2 separate regions of the Mus musculus genome follow, and region 2 is linked to region 1. Evidence: chromatin loops called from intact Hi-C (ENCODE). Cell type or tissue: heart. All regions are shown on one strand. Links, peaks and the distances in the headings refer to the core of each region. The heading gives the core; the rest is flanking DNA. Region 1 has its middle 63 kb from the start of Gm25869. Region 2 overlaps Atp1a1 (ATPase, Na+/K+ transporting, alpha 1 polypeptide).

Region 1 (9,588 bases), core at 2,900-5,399:
AGCTGAGGCTTGGCATTGTGAGAGGCCAGAGAAGGCCATTGGTGAAGGTACAGCCCAGGACTCACCATTGACAGCCTGGGACTGAAGGGGCAATGCAAAGAAGCTGAGGCTTGGCACCATGAAGAGAGCCTATGAGAGACCATTGGTGAAGCCTAGTTATAGCAGAAGACCATGGGATGACCACCAAGAACAGCATCAGCAGTGGAGTGGAATCAGCCAGAGCCTAGAGAGCTGCAGAGGGCAGAGCTGGAGAAGTGACACAAGCCCTGTGGAGGAGCCCAGAAGATCATGTGTGGATCTCAAACACTGAAACAAGAAGCTGTGAAGCTGAAGTTGATTTGGACATCCCAAGATGTTAAAGATGCCAGAGCCATGGGATATCTGCCAAGGAAAGATGCCAATAGTGAGTGGAAACAGCCCAAGAGAATCAAGTTTGTTGCTGCTGGATGCCAGATCTGCCAACAGCGATCAACAAGGAGGAAAGGAGTTGGAGATCTGAAGAACACTTTAATATCGGACATGGAGACACGGAGATTGGAAAACTAGCTGGCTTTCTGTCTTGATTTGGTCCAGTATTTCCCCACTATGATGTTTTGGAATGGTAATGTATACCCTGTATGATATTGGGGGTATGTGATCTGCTTTTTTAAATTTTGATTTCTTAGGGAATTACAGTTAAAAGATTGCATGAGGGAGGCAGAGGCAAGAGGATTTCTGGGTTCAAGGCCAGCCTGGTCTACAGAATGAGTTCCAGGACAGCCAGGGCTACACAGAGAAACCCTGTCTCGAATCCCCCCACCCCTTCAAAAAAAAAAAAAAAAAAGACAGAGAGAGATTGCATGAATCTCAGAAGAGACTTTGAACTTTGGACTTTTAACATTGTTGAGACTCTTATAAGCTATCAGACTTTTTGAAGTTGGACTAAATTGTTTTGCATTATGCTATGGCTAGGTATGGTACCCATAGACTCATTGCTTGAACAAGTCTACAGGGCCAGGGAGTGGAATATATTGGTTTGAATATGCTTGTCCCAGGAAGTGGCACTATTGGTTGTGACCTTGTTGGAGGAATTGTGTACCACTGTGGGGGTGGGCTCTGAGAGACCTTTCTCATAGCTGCTTGGAAACCAGTCTTCTGTTTGCCTTTGGGATAAGATTTAGAACTCTCAGCTCCTCTGGCACCATGACTGCCTGGATGCTGCCATGCTTCCTGCCATAATGATAATGAACTGAACCTCAAAACCAGTAAGCCAGCCCCAATTAAATGTTGTCCTTTATAAGACTTGCCTTGGTCATGGTGTCTGCTTACAGGAATGGAACCGTAACTAAGACAGTTGCCACAAGGAATGCTCAGAAAAAGTTAATTCACATAAAGTTAATAGAGATTCAGTGTGCCAAAAGGCAGGGTAGTACAGCAGCTGGAGGTACAGACTCAAAACCAAGTTAATTGGGGCTGGCTTAACTCAAAGCCAAGTTAATTGGATTCAAGTCTACTCAGACCAAGGCCTGGAGCAAACTAAGCCTTCAAATCCTATTTCTTCATCGGTAACATGGTGCTGACAACAGAAATCCCTTTATATTCATCTGGCAAGATGAAAAGGCTCACAGTATTTGCCTGCGGTGGCATTGCATCCTTGTGATGCCAGCCTTTGGGAGATGGAGGCATAAGGATTCCGAGTTGGAGGTTTTCCTCAGTTCCGGGCCAGCTAGAGCTACATACTAAGATCTTGTTAAAAAGAAGGGAGGAAGGAAGAAGAAGGAATGAAGAAGGGTGGGTGTGGCTACGATCAAACAGCGCCTAGCACAAAGCATCTAATAAATGTTGGCTGATGTCACCATCTAGAGGCTTATGAGTTTGAAGGATAATGACAACACATGTGTCTGAATTATTTATTGCTCACTACGTCCTCAGTTCATAGAAGTTGGGGGATGTGGCTTGTGTGCTGTAAAAACTGGGATTGCCCATGGGAGACTGTCTTAGTCAGACTGAAATTGAGACACTAGCTCAGAATGAGGCTGTTGTTAACACGTCCTGAGCGGGCAGGGAGGCTGCAAACTCAGCACCTTGTGGTCTCCTGCTTGCTGCTGTGCCAAGCCCCCATCACCACCGTGATGTGAACCTGTCGGGATGGGGTGGAGGCGAGCAGATTTGCTGAATGAAGATGGAAGGAGTCTGAAACCCTTGCCGTGCATGCAGTAGGGAGAATGGATTTCTGTGTAACATCCCAAAGCTAATCCCACACTAGCATCTGCACTTGTATCAAAGAACCCTGGGATGGAACCCAGGCGGACAAAGACTTTCTCCAAGTAGGAATGGATCTGACTTACTAACTAGCAGACAGGTGCTGGGTAGTAAATGTTTTGGGGATGAGGTCAGAACTTGCAAGCAGTTCCCGCCCTCTATGAAGCCAGCAGGTTTGCTCTGGTTCATTTGCCTCTCTCAAAGGGCTTCTTCTGTTTTTACATTTGCCCCTGGACTTGGTATCTGAGAGTCTACCAAAGAATAAAATCCTGCCTGTTTCCAAGCTGGGGATTTGTCCAGACACCAAGGGAGACCTATTTTGGCATAAGATCCTCTGGCCTCCCTCTCAGTAGAGAGACCATCGAACTGAACTGGGTTACTATGTGTGATGGAGAGGCAGAGCTGACATTGCTCTTGCCTTTTGCCTATTGAAAATGGAACCTTGATCTCTTACAGGAGGACTTGCCAGCTGTCCTCTCAGACTGCGTGTCCTCTGCAGAGCAGAGCAGAACCATCCCCCTGAGGGAGGGTCTGCCACTCAGAACAAATTCTGATCAAAATGAATCTTGTCCAATGAAGTTACTGACTTCTATTTTTTAATTTAAAATTTTTATTTATTATTGTGTGTGCCACTTTATGTGGCACTCAGAAGACAACTTGTGGGAGCCGATTTTCTCCTTCCACATTGGTCTGTCCCTTGGAGAGAAAGAATTGGGCTCACATGTGTGAGAAGGGGTGCAAAGTGAAGGCAACCCAGCTCCCAGGAAAGACTGGGCGACAGGGAAGATTGGGGTGGGGGGCACAGCACAACCACCAACAAGGTGGTTGGGGAAGCAGATGGGGTGGCAGACTGAAGGCTGACAGGTGGCTCAGAGAGGCAGTCGTCCTAAGAGGGAACAGGCACAAGGCTGTGCTCTCAAATCCCTGCTCCCTTTATCACAACCTTCCTAGAAGACTAGAGGGAGAGTCTGAGTCTGGAAAACCTCTTACAACTGATGATACTATTTTAACTAGAGGTCAGTAACTTTAGGTGGACCTGGTGGCTCTGGCCCAGTGGGTAAGGTACTTTTTATGGCCAAGTCTAATGACCAGAATTTGATCTCTGGGACCAACATGTGGTAGGAGAAAAATCAGCTCTCACAAGTTGTTCTCTGAGTCACACACACACACACACACACACACACACACACACACACGCGCGCGCGCGCGCACACACACACACGCACGCAAATAGACACATACAATTAATAAATGCAATTTTTAAACAACAAAAGGAACCACTAACTTGATTGGGTAAGACATGTTTTTGTTAGGATTGGAAAGCATTCTGCATGTGGTGGACCCTCAGTGGGACAGTAGTAAGAGCTATTCTGCCCTGCAGGGGATATTCAGTCTGGAAGGAGAGATGGCAAGTCCTCAGCTCCCAGCAGAGTATGCTATAGTAAAGTTTGGAAGTAGGCCTAGCCTAGGGCAAGCAAAGAGGAGGAGACACAAGGCCTGAGGGGAGTCATCCTGTGGGAAAGATTGGGAATGAAGGAAGCAGCAATCAAACAGAGAAGGGGAGGCCTTCCCACTGTTGTGATCAGTGTATATGAAGCCATGAAAGCCAGCTTCAACTGCGGTTTCAAATCTGAGAGACCCAGAGCTTGGACAGTCATAGTGAGATTGTCCAAGCTCTGGTTTGCTTTAAGAAAAGATTTCTCCAAAACAGAATCTGGAAAGAAAGAAACCCTATCGTTGTGCCGGGAATGTCACTTCCCATCCATCTTCCCCAGGACCCACGATCCTTCTAGCTATCTCGGCTGGGCCCCTCACATCTAAACTTTTTGCACATGCTCAGACAATGCCCTCAGCCATGCTTCCTTCCTCTTGTCTCTTCTTCCTCTTGCCTTGATGTCTTTGAGAGTGGATCTACATTCTCTTATTTCTGTTGTTCTCCAGTCTTGCTGGAGGACAGAGCAGAAGGTGTGGGTCCTGGAGTCAAGAAGGTTATTGGGTCACTACCACAGACTGTCCCTTTGGAGAAACACCAGGTTGGCTGAGGCTGCAATGGGCTAATGGAATCACAGGTACCATGGCCCTGTAGAGGCCAAGGCCTGACAGAGTCTTCACCCTTCACAGAATTTAGAATGTGTGAGGTGAATGAACAGACCAAGGGCCTTTGCCAAGGAACCTGCCTGTCCTGGTGTGGACTAAGGCTCCTGATAGCTAGTCGGTCCAGGCCACTGCCTACTTAGGCAGGTGCAGACTAGGGAATAACTTACGTCATCAGCACTGCCACTCAAACACAACCTGTCTTCATCTTGCAAAGTATAAAGAAATACAGATGGCTTTCATATCGTGCATCTTTTGCAACCTTGATACTTTCTTCATTTCCCTTTTTCTGATGGTTCTGAAAGATCATCTCTGCGTAATTTCCTCTTGTTACTGGCTTTGCAACCTCATTCCTAAGTTGGATGGATTCTGTCCATTTCCTGACATAACATCCAGATTTGTGGAGACAGGGTTCCTGCTCTCACTGTGTTCAGCTTTATATCATAAATTTTGGATCCACATTCAGTGAGAGCAGAAACCCTGTCTTCAAAAGAAAGTGTTCAGTCTGTCACAGCAAGGGGGAAGAGATGCGTCCATCTTCAGCTCCTAGTTCATTTCCTGAATGCTTCGTCATAAGGCGGCTCTGGATTCTGACAAACGTTATTCACTGAAATGTCGTCATTTTTCTCTCGACATGATACGTTACATTTACTTCCAGATGATGAAAACACTTTGCACCTCAGCATAAACTCAGCATAAACACTCCTTGTTCTGTATTCATTCTCCCAGCTCACTTTTGAAGGATGCTGTCCTGCAGTTAGCAGCAGCATGAGACAGCTGGTCACATTGTATATGAAGTCAAGAGGTAAGGAGCTAACTCAGCTCGATTTGTATTTAGTCTTTGTATTTGTCAGACAATATTCATATTTAGTCTGACTAAATGACAAACTGGCCCAGAGGCCTGTTTCCCTGGTAATTCTAAACCCTGCCAAGTTAGGGACATTAACCATCTCAATTCAGTACAGTAAAAATTTTTTTGTTTGGTTTGTTTGTTTGTTTTTTGAGACAGGGTTTCTCTGTATAGCCCTGGCTGTCCTGGAACTCACTTTGTAGACCAGGCTGGCTCGAACTCAGAAATCCGCCTGCCTCTGCCTCCCGAGTGCTAGGATTAAAGGCATGCGCCACCACGCCCGGCTATTTTTTTTTTCCAATGCAAGTCTCATAAAGGACAACATTTAATTGGGTTCAGAGGTTCAGTTCATTATCATCAAGGCAGGTGCATGGCAGCATCCAGGCAGGCATGGTGCAGACAGAGCTGAGAGTTCTACATCTTCATCTGAAGGCTGCTAGCAGAATACTGCCTCTGCCTCCCGAGTGCTGGGATCAAAGGCGTGTGCCACCACGCCCAGCTAATTTTTTTTTTTTAAGATTTATTTTATGTACACGAGTACACTGTAGCTGTACTGATGGTTGTGAGCCATCATGTGGTTGCTGGGAATTTGAATTCAGGACCATGGCTCGCTCTGGTTGACCCCACTCACTCTGGTCTAAAGATTTATTTATTATTATATCTAAGTACACTGTAGCTGTTTTCAGACGTACAAGAAGAGGATGTCAGATCTCTTTTATGGATGGTTGTGAGCCAACATGTAGTTGCTGGGATTTGAACTCAGGACCTTTGGAAGAGCAGCCAGTGCTCTTAACCACTGAGCCATCTCTTCAGCCCTAGTAGAGTAGTCTTATGTTGCTGGATCTGTTATTATTTCCTTGAGAATACATTCTCAAGACATACTTGAGTAGTCTTTCTAAAGGGTAATTTAGAAAGCAGGATAATGGTAGTCTCATATAATGAATAAGTACATTCCTTTCGCCTACTGCCATCATCATTTTAAGCCTACTAATCAATAAACACAATACTTATAAAGGACAAAGTATTTATGGTGAATTGTTACTAACCCGTGTTTGATGAAATTCAGCAGTGAAGCTGAGCTGGGGGTGCAGCTAAGTAGTGTTAGAGTTGTCCATGTGTTTGTATAGGTGTGTGTGTGTGGTTTGCACTTGTTGAGGTTTCTTTCATAGGGTAATGGAGTCTCTCCTGAAGCATGCTTAGCCCTTGAGAATAACATTGTTTCTTGAGTGCATATCATTCTTCAGGTGTCTGTTGGACTAGGAAGCACGCAGCACAGCTTTCTACCCAACTGAACTGAGGATGTAATTAGTTCTTGTGTCAACTTGATCACGCTGGAGTGGTCTGAGGGGTAGGACCCTCACTGAGAACATGCCTCCATAAAGCCAGCAAGCAGAAGAAAGAGGTTCAAGACCAGCTTGAGCTATGCAGCAAATCTGAGGCTAGCCTGGGACCTGCCATCACCCTGTCTCCACTGTTTCAATAAACACAGCACACACCCTCCCCCTGCTACTATAAGATTTCCTTGTCTGACTTCTACAGTTCTTCTTATACCACCCATCTGTTTGTGGGTCTCTGTGTTTAACCTACTTGGGTTCATACAGGTACCTGGAGGAGTTTCCAGCCAATATTTCTTTGAATATATTTTTATTTCCTTTCTCTCCTCTCTGGGTGTGTTGTTAGTGTCCTTAAAGCTGTCACTCAAGAATGTCTATTTAGTACTTTCTAGCATCCTTCACTGCCTGTCTGATATCCAGCAGCGTCATTTTATGTGTTAGCCCCTTTTGATTGGTTTCTTTTAGTTCTGAGAGAAGTTTGGTTTTTTGAGACAGGGTCTAACCATGTTGCCCAGCATGGTTTACAACTCTTGCACCCAACAGACACTTCCTTCTTCAGCCTCAGCTTCCCCAACAGGTAGGACCTCACATGTGCCCATGTTACTATCCACAGCAAGCTACATTTGTTGGCTTTTGAGGTGCCTGGTAACCAAGCACGCTTCTACAGAGAGGTATACCCAGGAATTACTCACAGTACTGGGGCTGCACTAAATGGCACCTTTCAAATGTTCTTGTCATTTAATAGCTTTCCTTTGGGGCTAGTTTGTCAACCTAACACAGCTCAGGTCATCTGAGAAGGAACCTCAGTTAAGAAAATGCTTTCAATCAGCTAGGCCTGTAGCTATGTTTGTGGGGCATTTTCTTGATTAGTGAACCACCAGCCACCTCTGGGCAGGTGGTTCTGTACTGTATAAAAAAGGAAACTGAGCAGACCAAGAGCAAGCCTGTGAGCTTAAGCTGTTAAAATATTTTCTAAACAGGGTCTCATCAACAAACCAGGTAGCCAGGATGCTTTTGACCGTTGATCCTCCTTCCTCTACCTCCTGAGTGCTGGGTTTAATAGCACCCATCCAGTTTATGTGGTGCTAAGGATTACACCCGGGTCATTGTGTATGCTAGGCAAGCACACTACTATCTTCAAGTTATACCTAGCAATAGGCACTGCATGTTACCAACCAACCTGCCCGGTAAGATGTGTCTACTACGAAATGATGGCATGACTGTTAAGGGAACAACTGTGCTATTTAGCGATGTCAACTAGATGCAGCCTGGTCATCTGAGCAGCTTTAACTGAGGAACCGCCTACTCCCACTCCCCTTTGTACATGATCTTGACACAGGAGGGCCCAGTCCAAGATGGTGGTGCCATCACTTATGTCTGTTTCTGGGCTGAGTAACAAAGCTAAGCATGAGCCTCCGAGTGACCTGGCGAGTTCCTCCATGGTTTCTGCTTCAGGATCCTGCCTGAGCTCCTGCCAGACTTCCCTCAATGATGGATGGATTGTCTGACACGGAGGCCAAATTATTCCTTTCCTATGTTGCTTTTGTTCCGCACGTCTGAACAAAGCCACAGAAATAGTAACCAAATGCTTCCTGAATGGGCTTGGGGCCTGTTCCTTAGAAGGGAATTCATACCTGGTTCTATGAAAGTGGCCAAAGGCCCACGGCTGTAGAGATCACAGGTCTGAGAGAACGTATTACTACTGCAGTTTTGCTAAATGGACATACGGTCAAACTGCCTTCTAAATATTTTTATCACTTTCCATCAGGTCGTTGCTAGGCCCACACCCACGCACATGCAGGCTGCACTAATTGGACTCAGTGGGTTACAGAATTAAAAATGAAGGAGGCAAGGAATGGGAGGGGGAATTCAGTTGAGTATGACCAAGATGTACACACAAGATTATTGAAGAATAAATATTCTCAAAAACACATATTTCTAAGACTACCAGGGAGCCGAGCTGAGTAACAAAGCGAAGCCCGTGTAACATTCACCACTTCCATCAACACTCAGTGATGTGACCTGCTGCTTCTGTGCTGGACACACAAGGCCACTGTGACCCAACTACTGCAATTAGCCAACAGATGGCATTGGGCCTCCAGTCATTTTAATGTTTCACCAACGGAAAAGACATTTTTCTAAGTATACAACTACTGTCACACCCTTAGAAAAATCAACATTACTTCCTATCAAGTAAAAGTCCATACAAACACCTTCTGAAATGCACCTCAAGTATCTTTAGTGGCCAAGCCCCTGGAATTCAGCTATCAGTAGAAGTGGGATCCAGCACCCATGCAGACAGTCCCAGCTACAAGGGAGGCAGAGGAGAGAGGATTACTTGCTCGTAGAGTTTTGAGTCTAGCTTAAGAGTTCAAAACCGAAGAAACTCAAAGTTCACTCCCTGCACTTGACTGTTGTATCTACAATAGTCTCATCGTCCTTTTACACTGACTTTTGTTCTTTTTAAAGATCATAGGTCTTATAAATGTACCCATATTGCTGTTTTATTATCTCACATAGTTAGACTCACGCCAAATGCTACATCAACAGTATGATAGAACTTTGAGGATATTTACACTTAATTTAAATGTTTTAAAAATAAATTATAAAATTCCTAAGTATTACTGTCTTTCCAGTACACTGACATCTTTACAAATGAGAAAAAGCCACACACGCACCTTAAACAGTAATGTATTTATCACTATCTGTGGCTATGTAATACAAAAGGGGGAAATTAAGAGACAAAAATTTCCATTACTTTTCATCTTTGTATTCTCTTAAACCCCAAAACTTTATTAAGGTAGTTAGGTTTAAGTCTATAGATCAACAAAATTAATTAAAAAGTTATCAATTTGTAAGAGCTGAGACAGATTTAAAATGTCTAGTGTGAAAGGTCTTTTTTCATCACTAAAAAGGAAATATTTTTTCTTTTTCAAAATAATGTTTTTGAGACAGGGTCCTACTACGTGGCCCAGGTGGGTCTCACACTAAAACAACTCTCCAGCCTCTACCTTTCAGGTATTGGAATTAGTATAAAAAAGTAATTTTTTAGCTGGGCATGGTGGTGTA
Region 2 (9,588 bases), core at 4,632-7,131, 1.8 Mb after region 1:
TGAAGCATCATTTTGTGTGCAGAACTCTGAAGTTATCCTCCAGAAGAAATTGGGGTGTTTATAATAATAAATAATCCAGGAGGACGTTTAAGTCAGAGTTATGCCTTTAGGCCTAGGACAGAGGCACTCAAGTGCTACAATAACAGTTCAACTGAGAATTTAGTTAAGTTCAACCGAAGTGTTTAATGTACCCTAACAGGTGTCTAGTGAACTTAGTATTTGGAGTACTCTATTCTATACATTGGATATTAGGTTGCCTGTGTGCATTCATGTATGAGTGCATGTCTTTCTCTGTGGCTTACAATGGCAAACTGGTCAGAGGAATATTTCATACTGAAATGTTGGGATTTTTCCACATGAGGATTAAAATGTGGGTGGAGCGATGACTAAAACCCTCTTGATAATTGGTTAACCAAGAAGCTTAAAGGCAGCTAATTTTTAAGGTCATTGTGATCTTTCCCCCACCCCCCACCCCTTTTCTCAAGTGTCATCTAGGGTCTAGATGTGGGTGATATCTCCAAATGATTCTTCCTAGCTATCAAAACTGGGGTCTTGAACATTTGGTAAGAAAAATGAAAGTCCAGCTTGCTGAATCATTCCTGGATAAAATAGGATTTTGTTCCTTTTTTCTTATTCAGTGTTTTCTGCCAGTGACTCGGCTTATAGCCTCATAAGGCCTACCACCCACAACTGTTTAGCTCACCCAAGGTGCACATCATAATTGTTAGAAATGTAGGAGCCTTGGCTTGTTTGTTAAACGTTTATAAAAGGTGGGAGAAGGGAGCGTCTCTCTAGCCTTTCATTTCAGTCCTGGGTTTGGTTTACTATTAACTTAGATGCTGAGAAAAGAAATCCTATCTTATGGGTAGTGATTTAAAGACCAGGCAGGGAAAGAGGTGACACAAGGTACACATGTCAGCAGGAATCTTGGTTGTAGGGTAACATTATCAGCTGCCCTTTTGGAGCTAAACTCGAAAGTGTGACTAAATACCCACTGGCTGCTATAAAGCTAGTACTTTAGACTCAAAACCCTGTGAGGCAGAGTCTTCCCAATGGAAAGTGGCCCAGCCTGGACAGGAACAAGTAAGGGGCGCTGACACTGGGGCTGGTCCTGGAAGTCCAGGAAAACAGAAAATAGGCTGTGAGGTTGTTTCCACCTTGTAAGATTGAAACAGTTCCCTGCCTGGAAGGTTATCAGCACTCACACACCCCCACCCCCTATTATAAGGCTGGCCGCTGGCTGTTTGTTAATTTGTAGCGTTCTCTGCTGGCAAGTTTGTAACAATGGTGACTCACCTTGGGGTGGAAGAATAAGAAACCGGGAGGCTGCTCTTTTTAAACCCAAGATGATAGAAAACACCCCCCACCCCACCCCACCCCCCAAAAAAGCTTTATAAAGGTCTAGTAGGGTGTTTATCCAGTTGAGGACTAAAACTTAGAATCACATTTAAGAATAAAGAGCAGGCCCAGTGTTAGAGAAGAGACTTGGCACTCGCACTGATCCATCCCTGAACTCTTCAAAACCAACGCCTGAGGATTACTTAGCAACAAGTGCACGGAGAAGTGACTTCTCTTCTCCACAGACTGTTCTTTTAGGAGTACCTCAATAATGAGAGGGAACCATTAACTAAACAGCCCTGAAGGACTCTGTATGAAAAGCTAAGTTAAAGTATTGCTTCATTTGAAGACAAGCAGGTTTCTTGAAAAAGCACAGCCTGGGAGCTCTGGTTTCTGGTCTGGCCAGATGTACAGTCCTCGCCCTGAGAGCAAGTAGAGTCATCTGTGTGCTGTGTGGAGTGAGTGCCATACCAGTGTGCCGGGGCTTCCTAAGTCATCAGGGCTGGGGGACACAGATCTGCGTAAGCGCTGCTCTCCAGGCCCTTTCAAAGCTGTGTAACAGTTTTCCTTCCCCTGAGAAATATTAACGATAGGGAAATATTGAGAAGTCCTGTTAACTGCTCCTCAAAAGGAAGTATTCATTGGCATGACTGAGCACTGTATCACTGTCCAACAAGCAAATCCAATCAGCAGCATCTTAGACTTTCCGTCAACATTCACGTTTCAAGTGAAGACTTTCACCGTGATCAGTGGTCATTTTTAACTTCTTAAAAGTGTCATAGGGAAAACCGGCAGTTTCTCAGCTAAGAACACTGGTGCCTGGGGGGGGGGGGGGTGCGGAGGGGGGCTGCCAGCCAACAGACCTGAAGAAGAAATCCGAGTGTCAGATCAGATGGGCTCCCAGTAATCAGAGTGGCTGGGTTTGCATAACAAAGCACTGGGCAGACTTTCACCAGCCCTGTCTAATTCTAGATTACTCTGAGACTAGGGCTAGGGGGTACTAATGTGAAGTAAAGGGAATGTTATAATGCAACAGGCTTTAAACACTCCTTCCTTTATATGTGTATTTGGGGTGGGGACTAACAAGCAGAGTCGGGTCTGAACATTCTCACTTTGCCTTGAATTGAGAGTATGAGAGGAAGTGTGTTCTTTGGCTGGAGTCAGAGAGAGTGTTCTCTGCATATGACTCACCTCATTAGCCGTGCTGAAATCTGGTGTCGGGAATCCATAAGACATTCTTAACATGTATTTGTTGGGTGTATGGGATAGCAGATTCTGTGAATTAGAAAAGAGGAAACCACACACACACACACACACACACACACACACTTTCACCCTGATTTGGTTTCATTTGGGTCCTGAGCCAAAGGGATTTTTTTTTTTTAATCCAATAGACCTCATTCTTTAGTTGCTTTGTGATTTTACAGTGAAATGCATCTGGGCACTGTCTCTTAGCAGGTTTTACTCAAACCCCACTTAGTAACAGCAATCTCATAGTCTCTGCTGGTGATTTGAAAGGCTGATTGATGGTGGCCAGGCTTTATCTTTGGAGCCTTCGTTATTTGGGGAACTAGTCTAGTAATCACTGTAATGGTTTGTCATCCTTGGGCCCTGGTGTTTATCTTTCCAGTCTGTTGTCCTGGTGTTATTCAGAGCCTTGGGGCAGTTGGGGTGCACAACCTGTCTGTTTGCATGCTCTCTGTCTCACTTCCATGGCACCAAGCTGTGTTTCTGTAGGCTTTCAGCACCTTTGCCCTCTTCAACTCAGCAGTCCGTTTGCTTCCTAGGCTCCAAACCACCTATCAAAGAGTGATCAGGACTTCCTGGAAACTGGCAGCCCCTCTGTAGTGCTGTTCCAGTTTTTAAGCTTTTCTCTCTCAAACCAGAATAATGAGGGAAAAAGGGGGGTTATAGGGGAGGGCAGGTGGAGGATGTTAAGGCATGAGCAGACGTTTTGATTCATTCAGGTCTCTTGGAGAGATCAAATGTCCCATGGCGCTGGTGCTTTTTAGTAAGTAGAAGAAAAAAAAATACATTTTAAGAGGAAGAAAATTTAAAATATAGGAATTCTTCACATTACTCTTACCATTTTTATTTTTTTCAAATGGTCACGGTACATTCCATGGCCACAAGGGTGGACTAGCAGGGTTGTTTAAGAATTCACCAGGGAGGCAGGTTAGATGATGTTCCCATGGGATGAGGGAACCCAGTGGCTGATCACGGCCCTGTGACTGATGGATGCAGCCCAAGTTTAGGGACTGAACTGGGTTCACAAAGGACCCAGTGCTCTGGCTTCGTAGGAGTACATTTCCAGCATGCATGTCTTCAGGAGTGAGAGGAGGGACCTGTGGCACCGTACGTGGTTGGGGTGCCCCTTGGTTACCTCCTCTGCAGAGAATTGCTATTCCAAAAGTATCACTGTGGGCTGGAGAACAGCTAAAGGCCTCTCACTGTTTACCCATTGTCTTCCATTTGCCAATTCCCACCTAGCACAGGCTTGGTACATCCCTTAGGTCCCCAGCTAGAAAGATGAACCTACAGGAAGCCATTTAGGCCGAGCATCAGTTGGAAATGTAGCAAAGTAGGCCAGAGTGATACTTTCTTTAACATGTTTCTGAAAGTTACCTCTATAGGAATCAAGGAATGGCAGTAATGTGTGTAGTGACTGGGTTATCACAGTGACCTTTGTATAGTGCTGTGTGTGACCTTTTCAGACAGAGCTGAGTTTGAGGTTTTGATATGAGAACCAGGAAAATTGGGGAATACTCCCCCACTCTTTACTAACAGTTGGCCAAAACTAGGCAGAGCCTTCTGTAGCTGAATCAGGCTGTGTCTGACTTCCCTGCCAAATTGGAGTTTGCCAAATTGAGTTTGAAGGTGCCGTCTCCACAGCCCTCTTGGCCAGCTGTGAATCAGCAACATTTGGAGCAGTTACTTTGCCATATTGGTAGCCTCTCTTGCTAGTCAAAAGCTTTTGTTCTCAGTTCTGGAAACAATGTGGGGGTTGTTTTGTTTTGTTAGGTGTTCTGTTTTCAGATTGTACTAACCAAACTATCAGACTGTGTTAGGTAAGTTAATAGTTGTGACAAAGCTGGTGTCTAAGGCTGACTGTTCAAGGTCATGTAGCTGGCAAGTGGCGGTGCTAGGGTAATGACATGGGCCAGAATTGAAAGCACCATCCACTGACCTCGCTAATGGGAGTGGGCATCTTAGACTTCCAAGTACCCTTTGGGCAAATCAGAGGGGATTTCAGAAGTCTGTAAGGGCCTCCTGAGTTCTCTGGCTGTAGAACCAGAGGTGTTGCTGGTGAGTGGAAGCCTTAGAAGGCACCCCTAGATGCTAGTGCACAAAGCAGAGGCGGTGCTGGTGGCTGTGTAGGCATCAAGTTGCAGTCTACTGGGGAGGAAGGTCCTTATTTAAATCTCACTGCAGAGTGTGTGTGTGTGTGTGTGTGTGTGTGTGTGTGTGTGTGTGACTGTGAAAGGGTGTGTGACTATGTATGAGTGTATTTGTGTAAAAGTGTGAGAGACTGTGTGTGTGGATGTGACAGTGTGTTTGTGAGTGTGTGTATGAGAGTGTATATGTGTGAGAAAGGTGTGAGAGTATGTGAGTTGTGTGTGTGAACTATGTGGGTGTATGATCCTCATGTTATTGTAATTATTGGTAAATTTGCAGCTGTCTTCTACCTTCCCCAAGCACATTTCCTCCTGTAAGTGATGAATTAACTGAAGAAGAGGAAGGAAGATTTTCCACTCTAAAAGGTCACGGGGATTTCTTGTTCCTTTATTGTGAGGGCCAACATAAAGTCTTGTTACATATCTATTTTGTCCTTTGTTCTCCCCGTCCAGGGTTTTCTCCTTCCATCTTCCTCATGTCCAAAGGCACAGTAGCTTTAGGAATCTCTGGGAAGGTGGAAACTGGAGGACACATAGGTTGAAATAGTGACACACCCAGCCTTGAAGTGTCACATGGAGTAAATAATGCCTTGCTATAACTTCCTAGTTCTTAAATTAGAATGGAAAAGATTAATAACCTAACTTACTCCCCTGCAACCAACTGCCCTTTTGAGGATGGCACAGCCTGTTCAATGCCCCTTCCAGATAAGCTAGAGACACTCAAAGGGCGTCAATGGAGTTAGTCGTTCTTGCTCTGTGGTGCTGAGTGAAGAAGCAATCTCGTTTTTCTAATTGAGAAAGGAGAAGTTCCATGCCTGGTGCCCAAACGAGCCGGAAGGTCAGCGGAGCCCGGGAGGGAGGGGAGGGAACACCGCACCACTCCCTGCTGTGACCTTTGTTTTTAAAAGAAATAAGGAAAATGTTGTCTTACCCCACACCACAAACGCATACTTTTTCAGCTTTGAAATTACAGTTCTTAGTGCCCATAGGAACCTAAGGATCTCTTGACCCACACCAGGAAGAATTAACATTAAATTATTGTTTTACTTGTGGGCAAGAACTGATCGGATAAGCTGCCTAGTTCTTTTAGACAAAAATTACCTACTGGAAAAATTAAGATTTTGAAGAAGTGATCTTACATGTTAATACTTTCCATGTCCCTTTTACAGCTGTCCCCATTTAAAAGTGCCTTAAATAGCATGAATTTATAAAGGAGTTTGGCTATTAGGAAATGTAGATTCCTCAACTTTACTCTCAATAGCTGTGAAGATACAGGCAACACACTGCCTTTGTGATGGCTGATAAACGTTGGAAGGTATCCAGAATGGGCTGGCTGTGCCAATATCTCTCTTCTCCCTCTTGCCGTGGAAAATGTGAGAAGTCTAAGAATAACCGAAGCACGCAGACAGTGAGGCTGGGGGATTCTAACACTGCTCCTCATGGAAGCGTATTTCCGTGAAATGAGACTTGCTTAAAAATGTATTGGGTGTATTTTAAAAGTCTGTTTAAGTTGGGCATGGTGGTGCACGCCTTTAATCTCAGCACTCGGGAGGCAGGGGCCAGACTGGTCTACAAAAGGGAGTCCAGGACAATCTGGGCCTGTTACACAGAGAAATCCTGTCTTGAAAAAAAAAATCAGTTTAATCTGGTCACATACATAAAGGAGCCAAGTCGGCAGCTATGGAATGGCTTTACCGTCAGATAAGCAGAGAAACACGCTCCATCCTAACTCCAGCACACAGCTCCACTCCGAGAGGCCCTTGGAGCTGTGCTGACTCCATAGCAGAGAGAGAATGTTAGGAATGCTGACTGTCCTCCACTCTGCCCAACTCCACTCTGCAGATAAGGTGAAGATTCAAGTGCCCTGCTCTCAAGGAAGAAGTCATTTGTCAAGTCACATGGTGTTGAATAGCGTCACAGATACTACTCACTTCTCCAACACCCACTAATCTGAGCAGGCTTTCTCTTTGGAGCCTTCCAAAGTCAAGTGAATGCGTATTTTATTTGCTACGTACTAACTATAAGGGCCTGAAATACACGCTTTGGGGTTTTACCAAGCATTCATTGTAAGGCAAGGGAGGTGGCCTGCAGGGGTGAGCCCTCTCCACTGCCTGACTTTGGAGTACCAAGTTCTGGTTTCATACAGATCTGCCGAGCACTCTAACAGGGTGAGGGAGTGGAACAGTCTAAATTTAAACTATAGAATCAACTCCTTCCAGTCTGGAGAGGCGTAGGTGGATCCTGTGAATTACACGGTAACGCACGCGCTCTCCCTGCATCCTGCTTGTGTCAAAACATTTCCAGGGCCTTTCATTTGGGGAGATCTTATTTTAGGTTACAGAATGGGGTGGAGACTCCCTTTCTTTCATTTTCTTCTTTTTTGTCTTTGTAGCATTATTTAAAAATTTTTGTGGACCTTTAGATGTTTTGTTTCTCTCTGAAAAAAAAAATGAAATGTGGTCAATATCTTTATGTGAACATTAATGGTGTTTAAACTGTGTATAATGGCTTTGCATCGAAAAGAATTTAATCATCAAATCAGAGTGACTGGCACTTAGATGTATCATTAAATCCTCAGGAATGCTGACTGTCCTTGTCGTGTTGTGGAAAGGGAAATTGGTCCTTAGGGAGTTGGTAACTTCCCTCAAACTTCTTTAACTGGTGGCTAGTAGGGCCCAGGACTTCAGTGTCTGTCTGATTGACAGTGCAAACTTAGGCACCGGACTGGCCTCAAGATCACTAATGGAAACATTGTTTCATTCCTTCAGTAGGCAAGGCAGAAGACTGCAAAGTAGGGATTTTAACATTATAGCCACTGTTCATTCCAAATGGGAGTTGCCCTAGCAAGGCTGTTTGAAGCCTGTTACAACTTCCCCATTGTTCTGTATAACCCAGGGTGGACACAAGATGTCTTTAGTGGCTGTAATCCACCGTCCATGGCCTTGTTTAGGTGCCTCCCTGTATAAGCCCCTAGGCTAGGTTGTGTTGTGCTGAATATTAACCCAGTGACTGTTCCAAACCACTGTGTCCCTGTAGCTTCCATCCCTACACACACACACACACCCTGCACAACCTTGTGTTCCCTCCCAGGCGCTGCACAGAGCTCACCCTCTCTCCCTTCCCCCTCCTCCTGTCTGTAGGTTGGACGAGACAAGTATGAGCCTGCCGCTGTATCGGAGCATGGTGACAAAAAGGGCAAAAAGGCCAAGAAGGAAAGGGATATGGATGAGCTCAAGAAGGAAGTGTCTATGGTGAGTGCTGGGAGGAAAACTGGCTCTGTGGGTTTCCCTAAAAATCCATTGCACCTGAGCCCTGTGGGTGTATGCTTCTGCACCGGCCTAGGGCAGAGAACTGACGGGTTGGTGCTGAAGAGTCTCCATTCTAGAAGCTACTAAAGGGTTGAGCAAGGTCTCTGTCTCCCCTCCATAAGCAGTGGAAGCATTCTTGATACCGCAGTCTACGCTTGTCTCTGAAGGATGCTGCTACTGCAGCCTCTTTAAGCTAAGGAGGCTTCCGTGACTTAACCCATCTCTAGCCAACCTGGACAGATGAGGGCCCCGTCTAGACAAGTGGTTCCCCACCTGTGGGTTGCCATCCATCTTGGGGTCGAACGGTTCTTTCACGGGGGTTACATATCAGGTATTTATTTACAGTATGATTCATAATAGCAAAATTACAGTTGTGAAGTAGTAGTGAAAAAAACATCACTGCTGGGGAACGCCACAACATGAGGAACTGAATTAAAGGGTCACAGCATTAGGAAGGTTGAGAGCCACAGTCCTAGACACCCAAGAGGCATTGGGTTTCTCTGACTCAATTCAGCAAATGTCACCCAGCGTTGGAGAGGAAGCTGTCTCAGGAGACAGTCGTGAGGGTGATGCTTAGCCTAGGCAGTTGAGGGAAGGAAGTTTCAATAGGGATGAGGAGTGAGGGTGCTTTTTTTCCTTTTGATTTTAGGATGTATAATTCTTTTTCTCCCCCCTTAGGACGACCATAAACTCAGCCTGGATGAACTCCATCGTAAATACGGAACAGATTTGAGCCGAGTAGGTACCCGTTTGATGCCTGCCATAGCAAATCATAGTTTTCCCTGTGGTATTGTGTTCCACCTTAGGTCAGACCTTACTAGGAGGATTGGACTGACAGCTGCCATTGGCTGTGTGACATGCACAGAACTTGGACTTCTCTGTTGCCGTTTCTTCCCTGAAACCTTGTTGGAGTGGACATTAGTTTCTCTGTGTTGCAGAGCACCCGGTTTTGTAGGTGGTTCCAAAGCCAGGCTCCTTCACTCAAAGTGTCTATATTTGTAAAACTTGAGAGACATACAGCAGCTGCTAGCTGGGTTTTTAGCAGTTAGTGTCCTTGTACTTTTCTCAGCCTGGCTCATGGTGGTGTGTCAGAACTTCTGTCACCCTGAGGTACGACTTATGTACAAATCTCAAAACACACCTTCCCTCCAAAATGTGTTTTGTATCTTTAAGTTCTCTCCCACTGCTATGAGAACTCGTCTGCGAGTGCTGTCACAGTCACAATCAGTACAGTGACTGAGATGGATGACACTATTTTAGTGACAGTCTGAGTCTTTGGAACAACTGCCCCTGTGCTCAGAGAGCGCCTAGGCTCTGCTCAGACTCTCTGCTCCCACTGGGCCAGGCTGCCTTCTCTAAGCATTTCACCTATTTATTGTTTTTATTAGTTTCTTATGTCTGTGGGCCCTTTACTTTGTAAACTGGGTTTAGTAGCCTGTAAGAGATGGTCATTAAATTAAGCAGGCTCCAACCCAGTGCTTAGGGGTGTAGACGGGGCTCAGACGTTAGGTGGTTGTTTTATTGAGCTAGCAGCAGGCACGTGACGC

Evidence for each region. A loop is a pair of places that touch in the nucleus more often than their neighbours do. Peaks named below come from ENCODE experiments on the same cell type or tissue, not always from the same donor. Only the 100,000 strongest peaks of a DNase experiment are listed, where the experiment ranks them.
Region 2: it touches region 1 in a loop (6-fold over the local background); 2 of 42 quality-filtered maps call a loop at or near these places.

The regions. Positions count from the first base shown.
Region 1 is chr3:103,359,727-103,369,314 of GRCm38, reverse strand. No RefSeq gene overlaps it. Among named protein-coding and RNA genes, the nearest start is that of Gm25869, 63 kb to the left of the region's middle. In heart, for the core only: no CTCF peak of the experiment used is centred there; no DNase peak of the experiment used is centred there.
Region 2 is chr3:101,593,394-101,602,981 of GRCm38, reverse strand. Atp1a1 (ATPase, Na+/K+ transporting, alpha 1 polypeptide) reads left to right here. Exons shown (of 23, transcript NM_144900.2): 2 at 7,874-7,984; 3 at 8,720-8,779. Among named protein-coding and RNA genes, the nearest start is that of Atp1a1, 6.5 kb to the left of the region's middle. In heart, for the core only: no CTCF peak of the experiment used is centred there; DNase peaks (open chromatin) are centred at 5,531 and 6,061; H3K4me3 peaks cover 2,500 bases; H3K27ac peaks cover 2,500 bases.